Linked DNA regions of Homo sapiens: region 2 is linked to region 1. Evidence: chromatin loops called from intact Hi-C (ENCODE). Cell type or tissue: mammary epithelial cell. All regions are shown on one strand. Links, peaks and the distances in the headings refer to the core of each region. The heading gives the core; the rest is flanking DNA.

What was found. Hi-C counts contacts between places; a loop is a spot of excess contacts. Peaks named below come from ENCODE experiments on the same cell type or tissue, not always from the same donor. Only the 100,000 strongest peaks of a DNase experiment are listed, where the experiment ranks them.
Region 2: it touches region 1 in a loop (2.8-fold over the local background); 2 of 110 quality-filtered maps call a loop at or near these places.

What each region holds. Positions count from the first base shown.
Region 1 is chr17:62,698,975-62,707,306 of GRCh38, forward strand. MARCHF10 (membrane associated ring-CH-type finger 10) reads right to left here. Exons shown (of 11, transcript NM_152598.4): 10 at 6,565-6,607; 11 at 2,340-2,784. The coding sequence ends at 2,729. MARCHF10-AS1 (MARCHF10 antisense RNA 1) reads left to right here and starts at 7,232. Exons shown (of 3, transcript NR_147886.1): 1 at 7,232-7,495. RefSeq lists silencers at 4,883-5,292, 5,471-5,697 and an enhancer at 6,560-7,351. In mammary epithelial cell, for the core only: a CTCF peak has its summit at 4,960 (motif pointing right); DNase peaks (open chromatin) are centred at 4,367, 4,947 and 5,697; H3K4me3 peaks cover 3,286 bases; H3K27ac peaks cover 3,163 bases.
Region 2 is chr17:63,185,573-63,193,904 of GRCh38, forward strand. All of the region lies in intron 5 of TANC2 (tetratricopeptide repeat, ankyrin repeat and coiled-coil containing 2), which reads left to right. Among named protein-coding and RNA genes, the nearest start is that of TANC2, 220 kb to the left of the region's middle. In mammary epithelial cell, for the core only: no CTCF peak of the experiment used is centred there; a DNase peak (open chromatin) is centred at 3,729; H3K27ac peaks cover 280 bases.

The sequences.
Region 1 (8,332 bases), core at 315-8,314:
GAGACTCCATCTCAAAAAAAAAAAAAAAAAAAAAAAAGAGTACAGTTTTTCAAAAACCTGATTTTCTGATGTAAACCTGTGATGGTCTCCTCAGCTGCCTCAAACACTGTCACATCCTACTGTGGATTCAAGCTGTCAGGATGTTTACACGGCCACCTCAAATTCCATTCCGCTCTCTACAAAAACTTATTTTTAGACGTGCACTGTCCCTTCTTATACATTCCTCAGTACTGGATCCTGGACAAATCTTTAGTCAACCTTAAAGTTTAGTTCAAAAGGCTCATTTTCTCATAGAGTTTGAGGCCATTTTTGTGAGTGGAGGAACTTGAGGTTTTAGGAATTTTATTTAAATCATGGAGATATTTTCGACTCGAATGGCTCTTAACTTTGATCTTGGGTCTAGGCTGCCTGGTTGAAACTACTACTGGTTTTCTTTCTTTTTTTTTTTTTGAGATGGAGTTTCGCTGTGTTGCCCAAGCTGGAGTGCGATGGCGCAATCTCGGCTCACTGCAACCTCCGCCTCCTGGGTTCAAGCAATTCTCTTGCCTCGGCCTCCCAAGTAGCTGGGTTTACAGGCATGTGCCACTATGCCTGGCTAATTCTTTTTGTGTTTAGTAGAGTTGGGTTTTCGCCATGTTGGTCAGGCTGGTCTAGAACTCCCGACCTCAGGTGATCCACCCACCTCTGCCTCCCAGTGCTGGGATTACAGGCGTGAGCCACTGTGCCCAGCGAACCTACTGGTTGGTTTTCAAGAGTTGCATCACTTTAACTGGAACATATCGGAAGAGTGGGACCAGATTTTAAGGTGAGTCAAGCCTGGCCTTCCTAAAACCCTATTGACTCCTTAATTCAGCTCAGGGCACCCCTTTGCCGCAAAAATCTCATCCTTTGAGACCCCTAGGAGAGGGTGAGTCGGGGAAGCAGGGGCCTCTCCTAGTCTGAGAAGTCTTAAAGGCAGGGGGGAGAAGTGCCGCCTCCTCATTTCATCTTTCTCTCTCGTTCTCCTCTCTCTGCCCTTTCTCTGTCCCTCCCTCCATTTTTTAGAAAATCTATAGAGGCAATGAGCTTTAGCAAATTTATCCAGTTGTGTAAATATTGCCACAAAGCAGCTTTATAACACCTCACTCACCCCCAATAGTCCCCTGGACCCTATTTGCAGTCAATCCCTGCTCCTTTCCCAGCCCCCAGCAACTACTGATCTGCTTGCTGTCTCTCTAGTTTTGCCTTTTCTAGAAATTGTGTAAAATGAATCATATACTATGTAGTGTTTGGTGTCTGGCTTTTCTCACTTAGCATAACATTTTTGCATGTACCGTAGTTTGTCCCCTCCATCTTTTATTATTATTATTATTATTTGTGACAGGGTCTTGTAGCCTTGTCTACAAGGCTGCAGTACAGTGGTGCGATCATGGCTCACTGCAACCTTGACCCCCTAGGCTCGTGCGATCCTCCTACCTCAGCCTCCCGAGTAGCTGGGCCCACGAGGGTATGCCACTACACATGGCAAATTTTTAAATTTTTTTTGTAGAGACAGGGTCTCGCTATGGCCCAGGCTGATTTCAAACTTCTGGGCTCAAGCGGTCTACCTGCCTTGGCCTCCCAAAGTGCTGAGCTTATAGGCATGAGCCACCATAACTGGCCCTTTTATTTTTATTTATTTATTTTTGAGGTGGAGTCTTGCTTTGTTGCCCAGGCTGGAGTGCAGTGGTGCGATCTCAGCTTACTGCAGGGGTTCAAGTGAATCTCATGCCTCAGCCTCCCAAGTAGCTGGGACTACAGATGTCCACCACCACGCCCAGCTAATTTTTTTTTTTTTTTTGGTATTTTTAGTAGAGACAGGGTTTTGCCACGTTGGCCAGGCTGGCCTCCAATTCCTGACCTCAAGTGATCCATCCTCCTCGGCTTCCCAAAGTGCTGGGATTACAGGTGTGAGCCACCATGTCCAGCTCTTTTATTGTTTTTTGGCTTAAAAAACAATTTTTTTTAAACAAAAACACACACACACACACACGTACTCAAACACACTCGCACACACAATTTTCTCACTAACCCTCTGACCTTCCACCCCAAGTCCTGACTTGGTCTTTGGGCCCTAAGATGCAATCAGGAAAAAAAGTGTGGAGTCCACACCCCAGTTGGGTCCTAAGTGGGTACCTACAGGGGCAGCCACCATCCAGCCTGCCCCAGCCCATGGGGGCCCAGGATGTAGCATCCCCAGTGATGGTGGGAGCAAGGGAGAAGTAGAGGTGAGATGTGGGCTGTGACATGTGCTTCCCTCTCCCTCCAGCTTGAGACCCTTGGCCTCTGACCAAGGCAAGTGAAATAAACATGAACGAAGCTGGGAGAATAATGTCAGTTTACTGAATGAATACATGGCTCGAGTCCATTCAGGGTGGAGTGAGGCCTGGCAGGTGCCCTCAGCAGTGGGACCCCAGGCCACTGGACCTGGCAGGGCTTCTGGGCTAAGGGGGCAGCACCAGGCCAGCCTGCCAGGGGCTCCACAGTCCCACGCTGCTTGACCTGTGCTGTCTGGGACTAGACTGGTCGCTGTGGCTGCCCATAGATGCTCAAGCCAGACCCCAAAAGAGAGTGGCACGAGGTGAAAATCTAACTGTGAACGCTTTGGTTTCAGTTTCAGTAAAGAGGAGGAGGGAGGGAGGCACTTGGGGACGTAGAAAGAAGGGCTGGCGGGAGAGGTCTCCGCCGAGCTCCACAGTTGGCTTCCTTGCTAGACGACCTGGCTTTGAGAAATGCTGCCTTCATTTCCATCTCCCAACTCCGAATCTGGAAGGCAAGAAGGTGTTTCAGGCTGGAGGGCCGCAGCAGACCGTGGGTCTGTTACAGGGGGCACGGCACTGCTGCTTCATCTTCTCCCACCCCATCCCTGAGGCCCAGCCACCCACATGGCCACAGTGCCTGGAACCGTGTGGGGAACAGAGACCTGCAGTCTGGGGCCGGGGAATCCACAGACTGCCCCATTGGGGTTTCAGCCACACCAGCTTCCCCCAAAGACAGCATCTTGGTCATCTCCACGTCCCCACATAGCCTGGTGCAGAACTTGTTTTCAGGCTGAATAGCTGCAGGGGCCATTGCTTCCTCTCAGGGTAAGGCCCCACTTGAACCCCCGCTTCCTAATTTGGCAGGGAAGGGGGAACGGACCCAGGTGTTTCAGGAGTCTTTCAGAAATCAATGGCTGGATGCAGAGGGACAAGTGATAGGACGGGGAAAGGGAGGGAGAGCAAGAGGCACTGGGACGCAGTGCAGTCCCAGTGGAGGAGGTGGAGTTGGTGGGGGTGGGTGGTCTCCTTTATTCTTCGGGGAAACTCTTGTCTCAATATGTTTCTTTCCCCCTTGGCTTGAGTGAATGCTCTCTGACAATTTAGAAACAGTTTAAGCCAGGCGTGGTGGCTCACGCCTGTAATCCCAGCGCTTTGGAAGGCCAAGGGGCGGGGGGCGGGGGGCGGCGAATCACTTGAGGTCAGGAGTTCGAGACCAGCCTGGCCAACATAGCAAAACCCCATCTCTACTTAAAATACAAAAAATTAGCCAGGGGTGGTGGCGGGTGTCTGTAATCCCAGCTGCTTAGGAGGTTGAGGCAGGAGAATCGCTTGAACTTGGGAGGCAGAGGCTGCAGTGAGCCGAGATCGTGCCACTGCACTTCAGCCTGGGTGACAGAGCGAGACTCCATCTCAAAAAGAAAAATAAAAAAAGAAAAAAGAAAAGAAAGAAAGTTTCTGCCTGTTGTGGAAGAAACTGTTGCACGGAGCAGGAGCAACTGACATCCCCTCAATCCTACCTGGACCCTCTCACCCTCTCAGTTCTACCCAAGGAAGCCCAAGCCCCTGAGCTGCCCCCATCCCCTCGTCCATCCTGCGCTTTCTCCAAAAGCCAGTAGCCTTGACTGGGTGTTTGGGGAGGTGCTCTGGCCCAGCCTTTGGCCAAGGGCCCTCACACCCGCCCCTGTTCCTGCCCCTGTCCTCATCTGTTTGCATATCTGCAGGAGGTATTGCCCCCACTACCGACCCACCACCCCTTGTCTTGGTGACACTGGGAAGTTATTTGTGCCACTGGGAAGCAGCTGTCCTGGTGCTGGTTCCTGGGCACACCCAGGGACTCTCCCCAGCTGCCCTAACCTCGGTTTCACTTGTGGCATTTGTGTGAGGCTTTGGTTCTCACGTGCAAGGGAGGGGGGCCTGGTCAGCAGGCTGGCATGGGCACCACAGAGTCACAAAGAGGCTGGCACCTCTCTGTGCTACCTGGTGTGCCCTGATGTTTTGCCTCTTTTCCTCCTGTGTACCTCAACCGAGCTAGGGCAGCAGGTCACAGCTGTGACTCACCTCCGGCAACCCATATTAACAAAGTGCTGCCAACCAGGCGAGTCATGCCAGGATGCCAGGGGACCAAGGGAGTGTGGCCTATGGGGGAGGCTGGGTGCCCATGGCTCTGCCAATGGCTACCCTGGCTCTTGTCTTGAGAACGGCTCTGGCGGGAAGCCAGGCCAAGGCTGCGACTGGTCAGCACCCCAGGATGGTCCCTCTGTGCTGGGTTCTCCTCGGCCTCGGCTGTGCCCACCCGTGTCTGGGGTGTGTGCTGAGCTGGGGGCAGGTGGAGATGGCCTGGGCCTCCAGGGGAGAACTGGCTGTCTCCACCTTGGGGCCGAGAGCGGCAGGGGAGGGTTGGTGATGGGGTGGATCCTCCAGCGGGTCCCAGTTCCCGGAGGAAGGATGACAAATGAGTGTGGGTCGCTCCCTCTGTGGGACCATTTGCCTCGGAGCAGCAGGGAAGGGCGGCAGGTTCCCTGCCTCCCGTGGCGACTCTTTTCGGAGCACCACCCTAGGGATGTTCTTCTGCCCTCCGGAGACGTCGGTCTTCCCTGGGGCCGGGGCTCAAGGCCAGGGTGCCCCAAGCCCAGGCTCCAGGGTGTGCGGGGAAAGGCTCGGTCCTGCTCGGCGCGGCTCGCCCTGGGCACTAGGGGTCGCCCCTGCCCAGCGGAAGCCACGCGGGCGCGCCCGGTCGCCGCAGGTTTCCCCGGACCGGGAAAAGCGAGGCGTCTCCGGGGCGGGGCTGGGGAGGGGGCGCCTGGGCGCGGCGCCGGGACCCTGCTGCCCTGTCCTCCCGGCCGCGGCTGGACGGAGCGCGGGGCCGCAGCAACCAGGCCGGGCTCCCCGTCGCGCCCCTTCCGGAGCGGGAGGCCCTCGCCGAGGCGGAGGCTGGGACGCGCGGGGCGGGCGGCGGCGGGGAGCCGCGGGGCCGAGGCGCAGGGCGTTTTCCCCGGAGGTGCGGCGTGCGCCCGCGACACAAAGGTCTTTTAAAGACCTCGCAGCGCCCTTCCCGGCTGCGGAGGCTGGAGGCCCGGGGGGGCGAGGCCGGGGTCGGGGGTGGCCGCGCGAGGGGGCGCTGGGATCGGCCAGACCCCGCGGTTGCGCCCGGGCTGGGGCTCCCGGGCTCCTTTTGTGGAAAAGAGCGGAAAGCAGGGCCCTCTCCGGGTCTCTGAAAATGGTCAGTTCGGCTTCGCAGGGCTGCGTGCCCGGAATAATAAATTGGCTTCTCTAGGGTCGTAATCTGGGCCCCACCCCGAGCAGCTTTGAGCTGGTTCGCGCCTTCCAGGCAGGACTACTGGGAGTTCTCAAAAGCACCCCCGCAGTCGGCTGTGTCAGGATCACCTGGGTCCGGTGTGAACACGATTCCAGGGCCCCACCCCATCGCCTGAAGCGGAATCTCTGGGCGGGGCCCAGGAAACCGAGTTTTTGGTGAGTTCCCGGGTGATTCTGATGGCAAAGCCCATGTGGGAGCCACTGTTCTAAGGGCTTTTGGACAGGCAGTTGTGAAATTTTCCCCCAGAAGAATCTCTGGGGACCCAGTTGTCACACACCGCTGGATTCACTGCGGTGTTGATTCTGCCTCCTGATGAAGTTCTTCCCGAGTCTGACTTCGAGCCCGCCTGCTTTATTAAGCACGTTTTTCTCCAGTCGTTTTTTTTTTTTTTTAATGGAAAAAGGAACAGGGAGAAGGCTTTTCTCGAACCTGTTTGCAGAGAGCCGTCTTGCCCGCTTTGAGGGCCCTTTCTTGGGAGACCTGTTTGCTTTGTTCAACCTCTGAATTCAGCAGACCCCAAATCCACCAAGGCCACTAGCTTGTGAGTGAATGTGGTCCCTTCAGGTAAGGGCCAGACAGCCCCTGCCAGGGCTTGGGGAGGGTTTTCCTAGAGGAATCCTGGCAGTAAAAAAACCAACCCCCAAACTCTCCAAGTGCTGGACGCTGGAGAATCCCAGCAAGGAAAAGGAACAAATCTTATCTCATGCCGGAAGATAACCTCTTCCCTTTGTTGGCGCCTTTCCTTGCGTTCAGGATGAATTAAAATTCTTATCTGCTCTGCATCCAGTGAACTTGGCCTCGCCTTCCTGATTGTTTGCTGCGGCTGACTTTCCCAAGCTTTGCGGGGTTATTTTTGCCTCTGGGTGGTGGTCATTCCTTCCTTCCATGGCATTTGGTTCCACACAGTCACAGAAAAAGAGTAATTTAGCAAACACCCTCAAAATGGCAGGACTGGCCCCCAAAACCTACTTTCATTTTCCTCTGTTCTGGGTTGTGGGTAATTTCTTGACAACTACAAGAAAGAAGACAATGAGAAATGAATTGTTTTTTCCAATACGATTGTGAACAGATGTATAACCTCCTAGTCGCAGCAACGTTCTAGGAATCCCTTACACCACTTTAAAGGGGCAGGAAAATGGGCAGAGGTGCTGAGGGCTGGGTGAGTGCTAAGCATTGGCAGGGCTCAGCCTCATCCTGACGAGAGCTGCAGCCATAACCTGGGTCACCTTTGCTGTCTCGGGCTTCTAAATTTGGCAGCGAGAACAGACTCGCTTCCTTTGAGCAATTGATCTGAATAGCAGAATCCCATTCTGATGGTCCGAATCACATTTACAGGCTGTGGGGGTGAAGGCCGTGCTAATTGGCCACTTGCCTCACCACTGGCTTTGAAACAATCGCTTGTATTCTCTGCGCGGCAGGAAGCAGCAGACCCATCAAGGCCCTGGGCTCACTCTTTGTTCTGACTTTATGGCATTTTATGCCACAATAAGAAACACTGTGTACTCCGTGGGAGCCCATTGTGCCAGGCTGCAAGGATGTGGGCTCCGGTGCAGAGGGCCTGGTGCTCTTCCCCAGGAAGAAGAGGGGCTTTGTGACAGGCTGGGGGACAAAACAAGGGGTGCTGGACACTGTTACTGAGGCAACTGCCTGGCCAGTGTGGAGGCAGCTTTAGTCCCTGGGACCGTTTCTGTGCCCAAGGAGAGGGAGGGCAGGGGAAGGATGGAATTTCATCTAGAGTAGCAGGTCCTGGTTGCCTGGTAAATTATGCATCAGGACTGGGCTAGCCACTGCCTCCGTTTTCTCTGGGCTCCTGAGATAACCTCCACCTGCCTCTAGATTCTGTGCCAGCTGATCGTTATCTATCTCATCAACTCTTGTTCCATCAGGAAACTGCATCTTGGTGAGTGGGAAGTTTTTGTGACTGTGGACCAAACCTGGGCTTCCCATATTTTGGGTTGATCTGGGCCTTGGAGGGAAGAGCTTTCGGTTTTGTAGAAATGATGTGGATAGGAACTGGGGTAGGCACAGTCCATCCAGTCTCACACGTGAATGAACCAACGGGGATTTGAGAATGGCTTCTAGATCGTACCTGCCCCTCCGGCCAGCCCCGGGGCTCCCTTCCCCTGCACCTAGCCTGAAGTTTTCCACCATTAACGGCACACCTGGGGCAGAAGACAGAGTAGGGTCCTTGCTCCAGGAGATCGTTGTAATAATCAGATAGAGACAAGACCTGAGCTGGGAGGAAGCCAGGACACGGGGGATGGGGGACCAGGCCCTGACAAACGGAGTGCTCCGTGTGGGGGCTGAAAGGGAAGGAGGAGAGGGAAGGCAGGGCCATTTAGCTTCACCTCAAAGGTGGGGTAAAGTGAGGCTGGTGGGTCCTGTCTTCTCTGGAGATGCTCCCCGATGGGAGGAAAGGCCAGCTTCCTGCCGGCCACTTGCAGAAGCGAGCATCCAGTGCTTCCGCCAGCCTGTCCCTCACCCCAGACCCAGCCCTGTCCTTCCCATGTCTGATGCTCCCACACGGGCCCCCTTATTACCCCGTGCCATTGCAGCAGCCTCCCGGCTGGTTTCTTTCCCCTGCAATGTGGCTGCCCAAGTTCTCCTCCCAAAACCCACATCTCCTGGCCTGCCAATCCCAGGCTGGAAACTGTTCCATGGCCTCCAGAGCCGCTCACAAACCCTTCCCGCCCCACTCCCTGCCTGCACCTTAGGCTCATTCTCTGCCCTCCCTGGC
Region 2 (8,332 bases), core at 301-8,300, 490 kb after region 1:
AAATGCCAAACCTTTTATCCAAATTTGATGCTACCAGTTTACATTCCCATCAGCACAGCAGTGTTTCAGTGTTCCTTTGCCCCCTACTGTCAGATGCTATTTTGTTTGTTTTGTGTGCCATTCTGCACTGTATATGTGTAGCAGTATCTCATTGGAGTTTTGATTTGCATTTCCCAATAATATTGAACACCTTTACATGTGCTTATTAGCTATTTGGATATTCTCTTTTGTAAATCCTGTATAGATCTTTTGTCTATTTTTTAATTGGATTGTCTTTCTTGTTGATTTGTAGTAGTTATCTCACTCTATGGCTTGCCCTTTTACCTTCTTAATGGTGTCTTTGGTGAAAAGATTGACTTTGCCAATCTTTTTTCTTAATGGTTGTTGCCTTTTGGGCCTTTGTAAGAAATATTTACCTAGTTCTAGGTCATAAAGTTACACTAAAAGGTCGTTTTCCAGAAGACTTATTGCTTCACTTTTTACCTTTGGGTCTATAATCTATATGAAACTTATTCTTTTAAGGACAGGATTTACTTTTCCATATGGATATCATATTGATCTGTCACCAATACTTGAAAACACTCTCATGTTACTGAAACACTGCAGTGAAACTTTTGTTCTGAATCAGGTGATTATATATAGAGAGAGATCTGTTTTTGGATTTTTAAACTCTGTTCCATTGACCACCTTTTTATCTATGCTTTTGTCTAGCTGTGTCTTAATTACTTTAGCTTTATATTAATCTCGATATTAAGCAGTATGCCCTTCTCTCTCTCTCTTTTTTTTTTTTTTTTTTTGAGACAGTGTCTCACTCTTGTTGCCCAGCCTGGAGTGCAATGGCGCAACCTCGGCTCACTGCAACTTCCGCCTCCCAGGTACAAGTGATTCTCCTGCCCCAGCCTCCCGAGTAGCTGGGATTACAGGCACCTGCCAGCACACCCGGCTAATTTTTTGTATTTTTAGTAGAGTCGGGTTTCACCATGTTGGTCAGGCTGGTCTCAAACTCCTGACCTCAGGTGATCCACCCCCCGCTTCAGCCTCCCAAAGTGCTGGGATTACAGGCGTGAGCCACCGCACCCGGGCTTTCTTCGAGTCTTCTATACTATTCTTGGATCTTTCCATTTCCATGTAAAACTTATAATCCCTTAGTCTTTATGGTGACATATTCCTCAACCAGATTTCTGGGAGCGTAGCCTAATGCGTAAACACACTGCTTACAAAGAGCCAAAATAAAACCAAGAACTACAAATTTAAATAGTTTTAATCAGCATAATGCATGAGTGCTGTATGATTTATTTTGTGTATCACAGTCTCACAGAGATTGTTTTTCAACAACCAGATATCTGTTTCTCATACCTCAAAGTTGTCGTCATTATTAAAGAAGTTACAGAATTCCATTCAAGGAAAGTACTGTCTTTGTTTAGGGACATATCTTAATTGGAGTGTATTGTGTTATGAAGATGAGACCCTCTTCATATCACCTGGATGGTCATGGATGAGACAAACATATAGGTCAAATAATTGATATGATGACTTGAGAAATTTTGAGAGTTTTGAGCAAATTCAGTGGGCAGAGGGGAGCTGGGGACTGATGCCTGGCAATATGGTGAGAGACTGGACTTGGAGATGACGGTATAACTTAGGAGTAAAGAGCCTGAGGTCTAGAGCCAGATTGCCTGGCTCAGCCACTTACTAGCCATATGAATTTGGTAAGTTACTTATTCTTTGTATGCTTTATTTTCGTTATTTGTAAAGTATGGATAATATTGCCTACCTTGTAGGGCAGTTTGATGATTAAATTAGTTAATATAGGTAAAATGCTTAGGAATAGTACCTGGCATGTGCAATTAACTAGACTACAGACCTTACTCAGATTTGGTTAATGGTATACTTAATTGCCATATATAGCTAGCTATTATTATAGCTAATAAAAGTTATAATCTGCCCCAGAGAGAACAACCACCAAAAATTATGTTTTTTATATATATATATACATATATGTGTGTGTTTGTGTATATACAGACACATACACATATGTGTTTTTTGAAGAAATGTTCTAAGTGTGATGAAAACTATAAACCCACAGATACAAGAAGTTCAATGAATCCTAAGCACAAGAAACATGAAGATTTCACTAAGACACAATATGAAACTGCTTAAAACTAATGATAAAGGAAAAACTATTAAAATCAGTCAGAAAAATCACAGACAGTGGAGAAACAAAGATGACAGCACACTTCTCTTTGAAAAAAAAATTCAAGACAGAAGACAAGTGGGGCAGCATCCTTTTTTAAATTCTTTAATTTTCAAATTTAGGAATAGCATCTTTAAATTACTGAGACAAAGACACTATCAACCTAGAATGGTATACCCTGAAAAATACATATTTCAAAAATGAAAGCAAAGTGAAGGTTTTCTCAAACATATAAAAAATGGAAGACTTTATCACCAGTTGACTTGTACTACAAGAAATGTCTAAGAAATTTCTTCAGGCAAAAGAAAAATGATACCACATGGAAATTCACAGAACTATACACAAAATGTACCCAAAAAACCCCAACCACAACAAATGAGTGCAGGCAAAATCTGACAAAATCAGGCTGGCCAGGGTGACATGCACCTGTATTCCCAGCATGCTGAGGGTGCTGAGGGTGCTGAGTTTGAGAGGACCACCTGAGCTCAGAGGTTCCGGAACAGCCTGGACAGCAAAGCTGAGACCCCATCTCTTAAAAAAAAAAAAAAAATCTGGCTGGGTGCAGTGGCGTAGTCCCAGCACTTTGAGAGGCCTAGGTGGGCAGATCATGAGGTCAAGAGATCAAGACCATCCTGGCCAACATGGTGAAACCCCATCTCTACTAAAAATACAAAAAATTAGCTGGGCATGGTGGTGGGCGCCTGTAGTCCCAGCTACTGGGGAGGCTGAGGCAGGAGAATTGCTTAAACCCAGGAGGCGGAGGTTGCAGTGAGCTGAGCCCCACTGTACTCCAGCCTGGTGACAGAGTGAGACTCTGTCCAAAAAAAAAAAAAAAAACTGGCAAAATCTGAATAAGGTTTGTAGTCTAGTTAATTGTATTCTCCCAGTGTCATTTTCCCATATAACTCACTGTGGTTATGTAAAATGTTACCTTTGGGAAAACTGGGTGATGGGTACATGGTTCTATCTGTACTGTTATGGGGTTTTCATATTTATTAATAACAGCTATACTGAAATGTAATTCACATACCAAAAAATACATCCTTTTAAGATGTACACCTCAGTGATACTTTAGTATATTTACAGACTTGTGTAACTATCACCACTAATTTTAGAGCATTTTTATCACCCCCCCCCAAAAAAAAATGTCCCGTGCCCATTCACAGTCACTCCCCACACAACCCAGTCCTAGGCAATGGCTTGTCTACTTTTTATTTCCACAGATTTGCCTATTCCAGACATTTCATATGATTGGAATCACACAATATGTAGTCTTTTGTGTCTGATTTTCTTAGCACAATACTTTCAGTGAGTGTTCTTTCATTTTATGGCATGTATCAGTATTTCTTTTTTTTTCATGGCCAAATGTTCCCTAATGGGAATATATGACATTTTATTTATCCATTCACCATTTGAGGGACAGTGGGGTTCTATTTTTGACTGTTATGAATAACACTGCTATGACCATTCATGTACAAGTTGATGTGTGTTTTCAGTTCTTTTGGGTATATGCCTAGGAGTAGATCTGCTGAGTCACATGGTAACTCTATGTGTAACATCTTGAGGAACTGCCAAACTATTTTCAAAGTGTCTGCACAATTTTACATTGCTACCATTATTGTATGAAGGTTCCAATAAATTTCACTATTTCTTATTGCTTGTCTTTTTTGTTTTACCCATCCTAGTGGATATAACTTGATATCTCCTTGTGGTTTTGATTTGCATTTCCCTTAATGACTAATTATGTCAAACATCCTTTCATGTACTTATTGACCATTTGTATACCCTCTTTGGTGAAATGTCTATTCCAGTATTTTGCCTATGTTCTAATTCATTTATTTGCCTTTTTATGGTTGAGTAGTAGGAGTTCTTTATGTAGTCTGGGTTCAAGTCCCTTGAACACATGATTCACATATATTTTCTCCCATTTAGTGGGTTGTCTTTTCACTCTCTTGATGGTATCCTTTGAAGCATGACACTTCTTAATATTGATGAAGTCTGATTTATCTGTTTTTCCTTTTGTCACTTGTGCTTTTAGTGTCATATCTAAGAAATCATTGCCTAACCAAAGGTCACAAAGTTTACTACCATGTTTTCTTCTAAGAGTTTTATAGTTTTAGCTTATACATTTAGGTCCACAATACATTTTTAGTTAATTTTGATATATGAGGTAGGGCTTCATCTTCATACCTTTGTTTGTGGTTATCCAGTTGTCCCAACACCGTTGAAGAGATTATTTTTTCCCATTGAATTGTCATTGCATCCTTGTTAAAAATCATTTGGCCAAGGCAGGAATGGTGACTCATGCCTGTAATTTTAGCACTTTGGGAGGGTGAAGTGGGAGGATTGCTTAAGCCCAGGAGTTCAAGACCAGCCTGGGCAACATAATGAGGCACCATCTCTACAAAAAAATTTTTAAAAAAATTATCCAGGCATGGCAGTGCATACCTGTAGCCCTAGCTACTCAGGAGGCTGAGGCAAGAGGATTGCTTGAGCCCAGGAGGTCGAGGCTGCAGTGAGCCATGGTTGTACCACTGCATTCCAGCCTGGGCAACAGAGCGAGACCCTGTCCTAGAAAAGAAAAAAAAAGATCAATTGACCATAATGTAAGAGTATTATTTCTGGACTCTTTATTTCATTGGTCTATTCTGATGCCAGTACCATACTGCCTTGATTAATGTTGCGTTGTAATAAATTTTGAAAATAGGAAATGTGAGTCTTCCAACTCTGTTCTTCTTTTTAAAGGTTGTTTTTTAATTTTGGGCCCCTTATATTTCCATATAATTTTTATGATCAGCTGGTCAATTTCTGCAAAAATAAGGGAAGAAGGAAAGGAAGCGAGTAAGCAAGCAGCTGGAATTTTGATAAGGATTGCATTAAATTGGTAGATTGATTTGGGGAGTATTGATATCATAACAAAATTGTCTTCCAAACCATGAACATGGAAAACCATAATGCACCCTCCCCCCTGCAAAAAAAGAAGATTTGATACACACAATATGGATGAAACTCATTCTAAAATACACATTGCCTCCAAAGACCAGACAATCTTTAAAGTATGTCAAAGAATTTTCTTAAATTTTTTTAAATCACTTTCTCTGTTCTTAAAAATTAAGAACCCAATAACCCTGATAATTTAGCACTGATTTCTCTCTCTTAAGCTACCACTATTTCCATTAAATCCTCCCTTTTAGTGATCTTCAAATGGCCCTATTGTTAATTGTAATGAGGGGGAAAAAGGCTATCTTTATTCCACTGGCCAGACTTTTTTCTCCTGGTAAATTTTCATTTTGCAGGCAGAGAGGTTTTATCGTAGCAGTTACTTGCAAGTGGGAAGTAGAAATGAAACAAAAAGGGAAGAAAAATGGTAGTATTTAAGGAAGAATGCAGAATCAACGTACACTAAGTAGGAAAAAAATGAAAATGCGTGACCTGGTGACATTTTAAGCATATTTTAAATGAAATGGTTTGGAGGGGAGGACCTGGCTTTGTGTTTCAACATACAGTATTTGAATACACTATTATGTTGGTGCAAAAGTAATTGTGGTTTTTGCCATTACCTTTAATGGTGCCATAATGGCAAAAACCTCAATTACTTTTGCACCAAACTAATAAATTCCTGCAAGTGAGAAGCTGTTCATCTGGTCCTACAGAGCAACTTCAAAATATATTTCAGATATTCCCACCTTTTAAAAAAATATATTATTTATTTTTCAGACAGGATCTTGCTCTGTTGCCCAGGCTGGAGTGCAGTGACATGATCATGGCTAACTGCTACCTCGGCCTCCTGGGTTCAAGCAGTTCTCCTGCCTCAGTCTCCTAAGTAGCTGGGACCACAGGCGCGCGCCACCACACCCAGCCAATTTTTGTATTTTTTGCAGAGACGGGGTTTCACCACGTTGCCCAGGCTGGTCTTGAACTCCTGGGCTCAAGTGATCAACCTGCCTCGGCATCCCAAAGTGCTGGGATTTCAAGCATGAGCCACCGCGCCTGGCCCCACCCTTGTTTGTTTTCAGAAGTAACTATTTTTAATTTATTTTAAAATAGGAAATGAAAGTGGAATAGGGAAGAGGTTACTGACAGTTAAGTCTGTAATCTAGAAACCAGAAAGGAAGTGCCTCTACTGTTTCTACTTTATTCCACCAGAAATCCTGGCATACTTTCAGGAAGAGGAGACAGAGGCAGCCGTTGATAATCTAAGACTTAAGATGGAGGGATTCGCAATTAGGTCCCTGTCTGTTATTTGAGAAGCCCCCACTAATTCATCTACTAGGCCTTTCATAATGTGTAAAATTTTACTCAAGATCAACAAATAAGAAAAGTTCAAAACAAATGTAATTGCCAAAGATAGTTTTTTCGTATCATAACCTGGTATCGGATTTCTTTCGTTATAGAGTGCACGACAGATAATATATTAATGTCATCCTCAAATGATATTTTGAGACGAGGTAAGTAAATAGGAAAGAAAAAGTAGATTTAGCAAGGTTTAAAAAATACCAGTCAAACCAGATGAAAAGGACCTGGTGTGGTAGCAGTATCTAATATAGCCACTCACAGAAGAATTCTTGAACTTCTTTCTGCATTAGTACTTGGAAGTACTGAAAGTAGTAATGTAGAAAGGGTTGCAGTTATCTGTCTCTTAAGAACCTCCATTCGATTACCTTACTTAGTGTTTACAACATGCTTTGTTAAGATTATTGAGATTAACATGCTATGAGCAATATGCCTATTATTACAAGTTATCTCTTATTCAGACATTCTCACCATTTGTAATATTTCTTTCCAGTGAGGAAGACACTGTGTTGTGCTCATTGGGAGCATAGATTCTGGAGTCAGGGAGCTCAAGTTCTAATCCTGGCTCTGCCATTTACTGGTTTTATTACTTTGAGCAAATAATTTAATGTATCTGTGCCTCTATTTTCTCATCTGTAAAATGAGGGTAATAATTTCTACCTTAGAAAGTGGAATCTAAAGTTATGAAGGTTAAGCTAATATATGTAAAGTGTTTACACTAGTGACTTGTACATCATAAGCATTATGTAAGTATATGCTAAATAAATATATACTCTTATTTTCCATATAGATTATAAACTTTTCAAAGTCAATGACTATATCTCCGTGTTGTATAAATTCTCGTATCTGTTGTTAACCATGTACATAGGAAACACTTATTATCAGAGTAACTTTGTAGGAGACAGTGAAATAGAGCCCCAGAATATCTAGAGGTCTGGAATCTACAATGAGAAAAATTTGCAAAAGATTAGTTAGTTTAACCTTTAGGAGGGAGGAAAGTGTTACTCATTAATTTGAAGAGACCAGTTTTGCCTTTTCATTTTATCAAGGAATAAGAAGCTTTCAATTGTTCTTGAGAAAAAAATAAGTTATCTAAATGTTTATAACATAAAAATAACCCTACTGATTCTCTTATTTCTGTTCTGTGGCAAAGAAATCTATTTATGTTGCCTCTGGGAGGATAATAGGAGAGGAAAAATAGAGCCTTGTTTTTCTACCTTGACATACATTCAGTGAGAGTTTTGTAGAGATTTTTCACAGATGGAACTTGAGTTCAGTACTAATACACAAAAATACACATATACCCTATCTCTGACCCCCAGCTTGTGACTTTATTAGAGAAGTTGATATAAATGTTAAATGGAATAATAACAATGCAGATCTTACCTTCTTAGCATTTGGAGTGGTTTACTGTGTAATACTGAATATCCTAAATAATAGGATATGATTGTGTTTTGTGATGCTGTTGTTTTGGCATCAAACCGTATGACACTTCAGTTAATGCTTGTAATGCTAATGGATATATCTGACCCCATAAAAAGATTTTTGTAAAGTCCTTTAAAATCTGTGCTACTGTGGATTGTTACAAGGTGAGATTAAATGCTCTGAATTTAGAACAAAGCCTGAATAAATATGGACGGTAAGTCAACCTAACATAAACAGATACTCATTTTAGGTAAAATTTTTTTTCTGCCTCACATTTATAATCATTTTGAGTTCCCTGGCTCATTTTTATTTGATTCGTGTAAATTTTTTACTTGGAAGCGAATTTATATTGGGAGTGAGTAGTCCAAGAAAAACCTCATAACTTTGTAATTTTTGAGTTAAAATGTGAAAACTAAAGAA